Linked DNA regions of Homo sapiens: all the other regions are linked to region 3. The links are chromatin contacts, found by Hi-C or POLR2A ChIA-PET in ENCODE. All regions are on one chromosome and are shown on one strand. Each heading gives the region's core, a stretch centred on a gene start or an enhancer-like site at or near the end of the contact. The rest is flanking DNA. Distances are from core to core; before and after follow the strand shown.

The links. A loop is a pair of places that touch in the nucleus more often than their neighbours do. ChIA-PET counts read pairs that join two places held with the same protein, here RNA polymerase II (POLR2A). Pooled maps may share reads with other maps.
Region 1: a map with no recorded cell type shows a loop between it and region 3 (6-fold over the local background). The contact joins the enhancer-like site here to the promoter of GART in region 3. A Hi-C loop is called at or near these places in 1 of 168 maps with a recorded cell type or tissue (breast epithelium), 2 of 37 single-sample maps with no recorded cell type and 4 of 50 pooled maps.
Region 2: a map with no recorded cell type shows a loop between it and region 3 (11-fold over the local background). The contact joins the promoter of IL10RB here to the promoter of GART in region 3. A Hi-C loop is called at or near these places in 14 of 37 single-sample maps with no recorded cell type and 10 of 50 pooled maps. POLR2A ChIA-PET finds 5 or more read pairs at or near these places in 5 of 52 experiments (activated B cell, activated naive CD4-positive, alpha-beta T cell, activated naive CD8-positive, alpha-beta T cell and 2 more).

The regions. Positions count from the first base shown.
Region 1 is chr21:34,021,681-34,024,704 of GRCh38, forward strand. The region is part of intron 2 of LOC105372790 (a long non-coding RNA gene); the gene reads left to right. Among named protein-coding and RNA genes, the nearest start is that of MRPS6, 50 kb to the right of the region's middle. Within about 2 kb of position 1,396, at least 7 of the 41 ENCODE cell types and tissues checked have a DNase peak (open chromatin) inside an H3K27ac peak, as active enhancers do.
Region 2 is chr21:33,264,615-33,267,787 of GRCh38, forward strand. IL10RB (interleukin 10 receptor subunit beta) reads left to right here and starts at 1,753. Exons shown (of 7, transcript NM_000628.5): 1 at 1,753-1,900. The coding sequence starts at 1,852. The region is part of intron 7 of IFNAR2-IL10RB (IFNAR2-IL10RB readthrough); the gene reads left to right. It overlaps IFNAR2 (interferon alpha and beta receptor subunit 2), which reads left to right. Exons shown (of 9, transcript NM_001289125.3): 9 at 1-1,050. IL10RB-DT (IL10RB divergent transcript) reads right to left here and starts at 1,646. Exons shown (of 2, transcript NR_038974.1): 1 at 1,449-1,646; 2 at 1,018-1,288. RefSeq lists enhancers at 1,269-1,328, 1,359-1,428 and a silencer at 1,599-2,008.
Region 3 is chr21:33,540,478-33,543,597 of GRCh38, forward strand. It overlaps GART (phosphoribosylglycinamide formyltransferase, phosphoribosylglycinamide synthetase, phosphoribosylaminoimidazole synthetase), which reads right to left and starts at 1,640. Exons shown (of 22, transcript NM_000819.5): 1 at 1,588-1,640. SON (SON DNA and RNA binding protein) reads left to right here and starts at 2,561. Exons shown (of 12, transcript NM_138927.4): 1 at 2,561-2,692. The coding sequence starts at 2,616. RefSeq lists silencers at 1,516-1,805, 2,846-2,935 and enhancers at 1,956-2,405, 1,970-2,701, 2,606-2,665.

The DNA.
Region 1 (3,024 bases), core at 146-2,645, 480 kb after region 3:
TTTTCTGAATATTCCATACAGTAATAATAGCTTTGCTTAAAAGGTACCAGACACCCTACTACACCTTTTGTATCTCTAAGCATTTTGTATTATCTTTTAATCCTTTTCACAACCTTGTGACAGATGAAACAGTTATTATTATTCCCAGTTTATGGATGAAGAAACTCAGGTTTAGATAAGCTAGGTAACTTGCTCAAGAGAACACAACTAGGAAATGACTCAATTCAGGTTTGAACCCAGCACTGTGTAATTCCAAGGTATTCTCCTAACCACACTCCGTGTCTCCCAGTTGTTGATGAAACGTATACTTCCAAATACTTCATTCCACAATCATCAGGAATGATGGTTCAGCTTAATGCTTTAAAATTAACCTCTGGCTGAGAAGAAGTTAATTCAGTTTGGTTTAGTTCTTGCTTTTATTCAGATTTATCTTATCCATGTATTTTGGTTAGTAACCATTGAGGCAAAGGGATATTGCTCTGAAAAGCCACTCCTAACTTAAAACATTTTGCTTTTATTAGAATGTCAAAAAGGTTTTTGGTAAAAGACACTTCTAAAAAAAATCAGTGGAGAATGGTAATGGTGCCATTTCCCATTCTGTAATTTATTTTAATGACTGTCTTCTCTCATCTGTGTCGAGAGTGTCCTAAGGCAATTTTATGGGTTTTTTTAATTAAAAATTTTGCTCACTTTTCAGAAACCAAAAGAGAAAACTATCACAGAAAATGTTTTTCTCTTCTGTTTGTTCTGTGTTTCAAGTACTATGTTTCTATCATGATTAAAGTCATTTTTTTTTTGTCAAAGAAGTCCAGCTGTTTGAACCATCTGAACCGGAAGAGTGGAAAGGAATTGAGGTGTTTCTCCCTCCTTCTAGAAAGTTAAGGGTAGCAGAATTTGAACACCACAAGCCTCAGAGAGAAGTGACAGAGGTGAGGACAGATGACCTAATTGGTTATTCCTAGTTATTAGAATTAGGCGGCTTATCTCTTTTTTCCTAAATGTTTATACCTATGGGAGAATTTTCCAGCTTCCTGGGAACACAATTTTTTTTCTTTCTCGAGAGAGATAAGTGTGTTTACTCTCTGCAGTATCTATTCAACTGCAAGGAAGTATTGCAGGGCAGAAGCAAGCTCTTCAATACAAAGCAGCTCATTTCAAAGCATCCAGGCTTACTTTTGTTGTCTGTGCCTATTCATCCTATAAACTGCTCTTCATCAAAATAGTTAACTCTCCCCTGTTCTGCCCCCATCCACTCTTGAGAATGAGGGGATGGCAGGAAACCATCAATACAAAAATCTATGTGGCAACAACAACCATTTGGCCTGTTGAGAGGTGCTTATGCAGAAAGAAACACAAGAAAACAAAGAGGAAGTGTGTGAACTTCTGACCCTCTTTGCCACATGCCATTTGGTGGGTGGGTGGCATGAGCAAGCATCCTGCAGTGGGTGTTTTTATGGGACCAAGTGACAAAGAGCCAAACAGGGTGAGAACTCATGAGTAGCAAGTGGAAAACTACCAAGAGCTGTCCCATCACTCCTGCAACAAACTTCACCTCGCTCAAGGGAGGGTAGCTGAGGCTCCCTTCTCCAAATCCTGCAAGACACAGGCACTCTGATGGGGCCAGCTCTTCACTGCATGGGAGGGCTTTTGTTGAACAGTGAGTTTCTGTGCCCCGCTCCCTTTTTGGCCCCTTTTGCCCAAGTGGAGTGACACTTTATCAATTGGGGGGGCAGGCAACGAATAGAGGATATTAATGATTGCTAACGGACCCCCATCTGCTGTTCCGCCTGCAGCTTTTATGAAACCCACATTTTAAAATTAACACATGGAAAAGACAGTCTTAGCTCAAAAGTGTCAGCTAGGAAAGGAATTCAATTGATCCCCACTCTGTAGTTGTCTGAGTGGATCTGCTAAATGTGGACTTGCAGGAGGGCAAGAATTGTTCTGAAAACTGATATGAGAACACAGGCCAGCCTGTGCAGTGGCTACATCAAGGAATTCCAGAAGGTTTTACCTTTGGATTTAAATGTTGGCTTTAGCATTTGGTGGAAGTTTTCTGGGGAGATGAGAATATGATAACTCAGGGAGGAACAGTAAAAATTGGCTGAGGACGGCTAATGCCCTGGGGTTAGTGGTTTGCGTTTTCTTAGAACATGCAGGAAGGCAGGGGGCTTTTCTAGAAAGCACTCTGGGTCTGAAGATGTGAGAGCTGTGATTGAGCTGGGTTTAGCCTTTATTGTGACACTCTGGGCAAGAAACTTAACTTTTCTGAGTGTCTGTTAAAAGGTGACAATAAGACCCACATCTCTCAAACGAGACAGTGGGTGAGAAAGTGATTTGTAACACAGGACATTACAATAAATACTACATAAATTTTTTGTATAATAAAACTTGTAAATAATGTAGGCTGTCAATGCATCCGTTTGTTCAAGGAACATATATCTACAAGGAGCTGTTGATATACAATAAATAACAGACTCAGTCTCTGTCCTCACAAAGTTTACAGTTGACACTCACACGCAAACACAAAAGTCCTTTAAAGTGCGGTAAGTGCTATGATGGGTAAATAAAGGCTTCATAGAAGTTTATAAAGATGACGCCTACCCTGGTCTTGGGAAATTTCCAGGAGGCTTCCAGGAGGGAGTAATGTTCAAGCCAGGCTTAAATGCCATCTCCTCGGTGAGGACTCTCATGTACTGCTTAGTTAAAAACTTAACCCCTTACCCTCCTGTTTTATTTTTCTTTAAAGCACTAGCGCTATCTGATGCACTCCCTGTATTCACTTGCTGATAGTTTGTGTCTGTCTCTCTTAACCAAAGTGGAAGCTCATGAAGTGAGATATTTTTCTGTTTTGTTTTCTACCGCATCCTCTGCGCCTAGGATAGGTTATGACACATAGCAGGCACTCAAGATATGTTTGTGGAATAAATGAATATAAAATGTAAGTGTGATTTGGGCAGCCAGGAGAGCTGGAAATAATATTCCAGGAGCAGAAAACCATAAGCAAAGACCAGGAGGCCAAGT
Region 2 (3,173 bases), core at 503-3,002, 280 kb before region 3:
ATGCTGATTCCGAGTCGAGTGTGTCAGCTGTGATTACAGTGCCTGTGGATCTAGGCCGGGTTGGGGGGGTGTGGGCGGGGGAAGGGAAGTCTGGCCCGGAGCAATTGCTCCTGCCGGTAACCCCAGCACTTTGGGATGCCTAAACAGGCGTATCGCTTGAGGCCAGTAATTCGAGACCAGCCTGGGCAACATGGCAAATCTGTCTCTACAAAACAAAATTAGAAAAATTAACTGGGCGTAGTGGCATGTGCCTGTTGTCCCAGCTACTTGGGAGGCTGAGGTGGGAGAATGGCTTGAGCCCAGGAAGCGGAGGTTGCAGTGAGCCAAGATCATGTCACTGCACTTCAGCCTGGGTGACAGAACCAGACCCTGTCTTTAAAAAGGGAGTTGGTGGGGAGAGGTTCTAGAATGTCATGTAGCAACCAGTTTAAGGACTGGGACTCAGGGATCCAACTCCCACAGTTTCCCTGTGTGACCCTAGGCATTTGACTTAGCCTTTCTGAGCCTCAGGTTTTTTGTTTCTGAAGTAAAAGGATTGGACTAGGTAATCTCCAAGATCCTAGGAACCCAGGAGAAAGATGAGAAAATGTACAAGAATGAACACTCAGGTGGAAATGCTGCAATCCTGAGAAGCTCCCAGGATGAATGAAAGGCACAGGACCTCTTACCCCTCACCCCTGCCCCCCTCAAGAGCTGGTTTCTCAAACCTTTCTCTTAGGCCCCTTCAAAGGGGGAAAACTAAAAATTATACAAGTTATAGTTCAAGGACTTTAAATAGATTATTTATATGATTGCTCATAAGGATGAGGCTGTGAGGAGGGAACACCTTATTTAATCTAATGAAATTCCATAGGAAAGAGGCCTTTTGTATATTGAATCAATTTATCTGCCTTCTCAGTGCATCTGTCATATTCTGAAAGATTCTGGGTTGATCTTTTGCGATAACCTCTATGGCTGTGAGTGTGTGTGTGTGTTTGTGTATTTTTTAACATTTTGTATAATGATTGGAGGTTGGTAAAAAGTAACACAACAGTACTTTTTTAATACAAACTTGGTGTGGTCTTGAGTTGTCTTCCATTGGAGAGCGTACGTGTGCCACAGATTGGTGCACCTGCCGGCATCTCTAGGATTGCACCAACTCCCTCTAGCTCTTCTTGGTGGCCTGCAGGGGCCTAGGGCGCATTCACTTCCCTCTGCTTGACTTTACGTGGTGTTCTAGCGTCAGACATCAGGCGATGCCGTGCATTACCCAAGACACTGGACAGCTCCGGATCTTCCCGTCTAACCACTAATCAAGTTAAAAAGAGGAAATTAACGCTTTCTTAGTAGTCTCTGAAAGAAACTAGTTATTTGCGTAAAGATGACTTGGTTTTGTGTTGTTTATCCCTGGGGAGAAGGGTAAAGAAGACCCTCAAACTGGATTTGCTGCTGAAGTGCTTTTAACTCACCTGTGCGGAGAGCGGACTTCAAGAGAGGGCGTGCCGGTGCTCCGGACAAAACCTGGGGAATACTGAAAGCCACCACCACCACCGTCATTCCAGCATGCAGATCTCAGTCCTGGGTTGGTGTTGTAGGGCATTTATTTATTTGACTTGACGGCGCCTTTCAAAGCTTGCGAGGATCCCTTCCTCTTCCTCGTGTGCATCTGCCAAGCCTGTGCCCCGCGCCTCGCGGGTGGACCCGGGCTGGTGGGCGGGGCCTGCAGCGGGGTGGGAGCCCGGTCGCCCGGCCCCTCCCCACCCCGCCCCGCCCATCTCCGCTGGTTCCCGGAAGCCGCCGCGGACAAGCTCTCCCGGGCGCGGGCGGGGGTCGTGTGCTTGGAGGAAGCCGCGGAACCCCCAGCGTCCGTCCATGGCGTGGAGCCTTGGGAGCTGGCTGGGTGGCTGCCTGCTGGTGTCAGGTGAGGGGTCCGCGGGGAGGGGGCGCGCTTGGGAACCGGGAGGCCCCGCGAGATGCCGCCCCTGATCCCATCCCTGGGCGCCCTGCAAGTGACTTAAGAGCCTTCGGGGCCTCGGGAGAGAAGATGCAAACGCCACGGCCGGCTGCTGAGACGCAACTAGGCTGCTGCTGCCGTCGATTCTGTAACAGGAGAAAGCCCCATCCGCGCCCGGATTACAGACCGTCTGGGCCCTAAACTCAGGGGGAGACTCCCGGCGTCTTTTGATTCCCTGTCCTCCTGCAGCTCTCTGCTGGCGGGCGTCTAAATAAAGTAGCTTCCCCAAAAGACCCAAGATCCCACCGTGGCTGTCATCTGACCCTTCTGGAGACTATCAGTTCAAGTGGAGGCCCCCACCAGTCCCCGAGTGCCCTGACAGCCCTCCCTGACCCCAAGTCTGCCCCCTCAGTGCCAGCCCTCCCTACAGATGTGCCTCCCATCACCCGCTGCACCTCCCCTCCTTCCGGTTCAGGCCCGAGCACCCTGAAATCTGGATTCTGTCCCCCAGCGCCCCAGCTCCATGGCTTCTAAACCTAAATCCATTGAAACCTTTTCTGTCCTCTAAATTGACTGCCTAGGTTCCAATAACACCATGGTCACCTCCTTCCTTTCTCATGAACTCTTCCCTGGCCTTCCGGGATACCCCTCCGGTTTCCCGCCCTGTCAGGCTGTCTCTGCTTGGGACCCTCCTGCTCTGTCAGGTTTCTATGTAGCTAATTGTGATGCCCAAGGCCTTTTCTCTCCTTCCCTGGCACTGTTCCTTTGGGGGATTTCAGCCAAACCCTGGCATTAAACACGGGCTATAGGCCCATGACTCGCACATTTATATCTCTCTTGGTACCAGTTGGGTGATGGGTGGTGGTTTATTATAGTCTTCTACTTTTCTACTTGCATGTAGGTTTCAAATTTTCTTTTCTTTCTTTCTTCTTCCGTTTTTTTTTTTGTTTGTTTGTTTTTTTGTTTTTTTGTTTTTTTTTGAGACAGGGTTTTGCTCTGTTGCTGTGGCCCAGGCTGGAGTGCAGTGGCTTGATCTTGCCTCACTGCCACCTCCGCCTCCCGGGTTCAAGCGATTTTCCTCCCTCAGCCTCCCGAGTAGCTGGAATTACAGGTGTGTGCCACTACGCCTGGCTAATTTTTGTATTTTTATTGGAGATGGGGTTTCGCCATGTTGGCCAGGCTGGTCTCGAACTCCTGACCTCAGGTGATTCACCTTCCTCAGCCTCCCAAAGAGCTGGGA
Region 3 (3,120 bases), core at 390-2,889:
GCTGACTCCTAATTCAAATAGCGCAATATGCTAGAATATTGGTAGAGAAGGCAAAAATCAAATTCCAACTCATTTCACTTTAGTTCTGGCACCTGAGACTTAGAAGGATGGATACAACAGCAGTGTAACCTAGGAGATTAACTGAAATGACATTTATAAATAAGTACAATCTGGCACTCAGCAGTAGTAAATGTTAACTTGTTACATTTACTTACCACAAGACAAACTGGTAACAGGAAAAAGAAAATTGAAAACTTATTTTGATGATGTTGGGATTACATATTTTAAGAAAAATGTAAGCTGACAATATACAAAACTAACATTTTTTTGAGCACTTAACCTTGGGCAGGGTACTATTTAAAATGCTTGTCATGAAAGAATCCTATGAGGGAGATACTATTACTATCACCAATTTGCAGATAAGACAAGGAGGCCCAGATAGGTAAATAACTTGCTGGAGGTCACACAGGTAAGAGGGGGTGGAGCCTAACAGAAGCAATTTTGCTTCAGATTCTCTCAACAAGTGAAACGATGATCATTGAAAATTTGAGAAAGGAAAAAAAAAAACCCTGTTAAATTACAGTCTCGGAAGGAACAGCTACTTTAGTGTAACGGGAAAACACATTTTACTTGCCATGTGTATCTGAAATAAACAGATTTTTTATTTTATTTATTTATTTATTTGTTTAGACAGTCTCTCTCTGTCGCCCAGGCTGGAGGGCAGTGGTGTGATCTCAGCTCACTACAACCTCCGCCTCCCGGGTTCAAGCGATTCTCTTGCCTCACAGCCTCCCAAGTAGCTGGGATTACGGGCGTGCGCCGCCACGCCAGGCGAATTTTTGTATTTTTAGTAGCGACGGGGTTTCACTACGTTGGCCAGGCTGGTCTCGAACTCCTGACCTCCAATGGTCAACCCACCTTGGCCTCCCAAGTGCTGGGATTACATCACATCCGGCCAGAAATAAACAGATCTTTAAATCTAGAGCAAATGTTACATCTTTAGTTTGAATATAGCAGTAGTGTGGGAAAATTCTGTTTACTCTAGTGGATCACTGAAAATAGCCTTACTACCCAGTGGTGAGGACGCCTGGGCTCCTGAGTCTCACACAGCGCCTTGGCCTGGGTAGAGACGCTGCCCCATACTAGCAGGAAGACCTTGGGGGACTTCACTAACCTTGGGCCTCATTCCTCAGAATGGGTAACATAAGCAGAATAAGACAGGCAAATAAAGCCGTATCAGAGGATATGGAGAATAAAGTAGAAACCAACTACAAAATTAACCAAGTAATCTGCCAGAGACAACGGGTGCATAAAGAGAAAGTACACCAATTTAGGGTTATGTCCTAAAAATGTATAAAGACACAAAAAGGCCTTGACATCTTAGAAAACAGGAAAAGTAAAAGAGCAAATAGAAACCAGCTAACAGTAGCAAGTGAAAAGCACATGGCCAACCCCCACCCACCGCATTTACAAACAACAGGAAAATTTCTACAAATCAGTTTCTATGGTTTCACTCAGTTCGCGATCTTAAATCCCCAAACCAAAGCCTAAGCGCGCTCCGTGTAAAAGCGGAGGGGGTTTACGCACCGACACCGGGTGGCCACCTGGTTCCCGCTTGCCCGCTCGCCGGAAGTCGGCCCACCGGGACCGGCGCGGGACCAGCGCGGCACCGCCCCTCACTGCCCCGCCCTACGACGGCTTCCCTGCCCCATTGGTCCGCGCGGCCCTGGGTCTCCGCGGCGAGAATCTAGTCTGATTCCCTCCCGCCCTGGGCGCTGCCTGACTGCTCCCCAGCCGAGACACCCAAGCCTTAGCACGTTTATAATGTGACAGTGGTACGGGGTGCCACGCAGTGTTTCCAGGAGCGCCGGGGGGGAGCGCCAAAATGCTAAACCCATTCTTAGCCAATTGTGCGCCGCTCACGAGTCAGAGCTGAGCAGCTACCGCGGAAAAATCTCGTGACACGCCTGACTCCTGATGAGACTAAAATGCACCGGGCTTTGAATGCCGGTCGCTTAGGACATCCGGCCTATTGCTAAAAAAAAAAATGAGGCTGGTTATAGAACGCACTGGGGAAGACACAGGGCAACAGCGAGTTCCTCCTCTCACATGCCAGTGGGGGCGGGGGCTGAAAAATTCTCTCCCGGATGCATATCCCTGTCGAAACTGAACTTGGCGCCACCTGAGAGCGCCTGAAAGCCGTGTGTTAAACACCGGGTTGCCCTTCTTGCTCTTCTTCCTCTTCGCCTTTAATCTCAGGCACTTAGCAAGCCTGTTAAGGCTCCCAAACACTGCTGGGGACTGACAACTTATGCGGACACGGTCGCCTCAAGAGAGACGGCTCCTGTAATGGCGCCTGCGTCAGACACTAACATGGCGGACATAGTCGTGCGCGGCGCAAACGTCAGCACCTCTACCCCAGCCGCTCAGAAACAGCAGAGGAGAGCAGGGCCGTGCTCACTGATTGGTCCCTCGGTGGAGCGGGCCGGACCGGGCATTCCCTTTGGAGCCAATCAGGAAGGCGAGAGACCGAATTGGCCCGTGCGCCTCCTCCCGAGGCATGCTGGGAGCCTGGAGGACTAGCGAGGAGGAGTTGAGAGAACGGAGCGGACGCCATGGCGACCAACATCGAGCAGATTTTTAGGTCTTTCGTGGTCAGTAAATTCCGGGAAATTCAACAGGAGCTTTCCAGGTAAACGCCTCCCAGATTCTTCTGCTCCCAACGGACCGTTAGGCCCTCACCTAGCCTTCTTTGGCACCTTTCTTCGGAGACGCAGTCGTTCCCCGGCTCAGGCCCCGCTAGGGCCCCGCCTGGGCCTGGGATCCATTTTCCGGGCCCCCCCCAACCGCCCCCCCAGCCGCTCCCTTCCTTTTCCCTCGAGGAACTTCGCCTTTTCCGAGGTAACCCAAGACTCCCTGTTTCAGAACCGAGTTAAGATGTTCACCCTTCTCCCCTGTTTGGGTCCCCCCTGCCGTTTAGCTACTCGTAGGCCCGGTTGTCCGCCAGGGACGGGCCTAGTTCCTTCCTCAGCTCCTCCTCCGCCGCCGCGTATCCCCTCCCCCTCTCGCCTCCGCGGATTTTGCCGGCCGGTGCCTATGACCGGAAAGGGTCTCTAACGG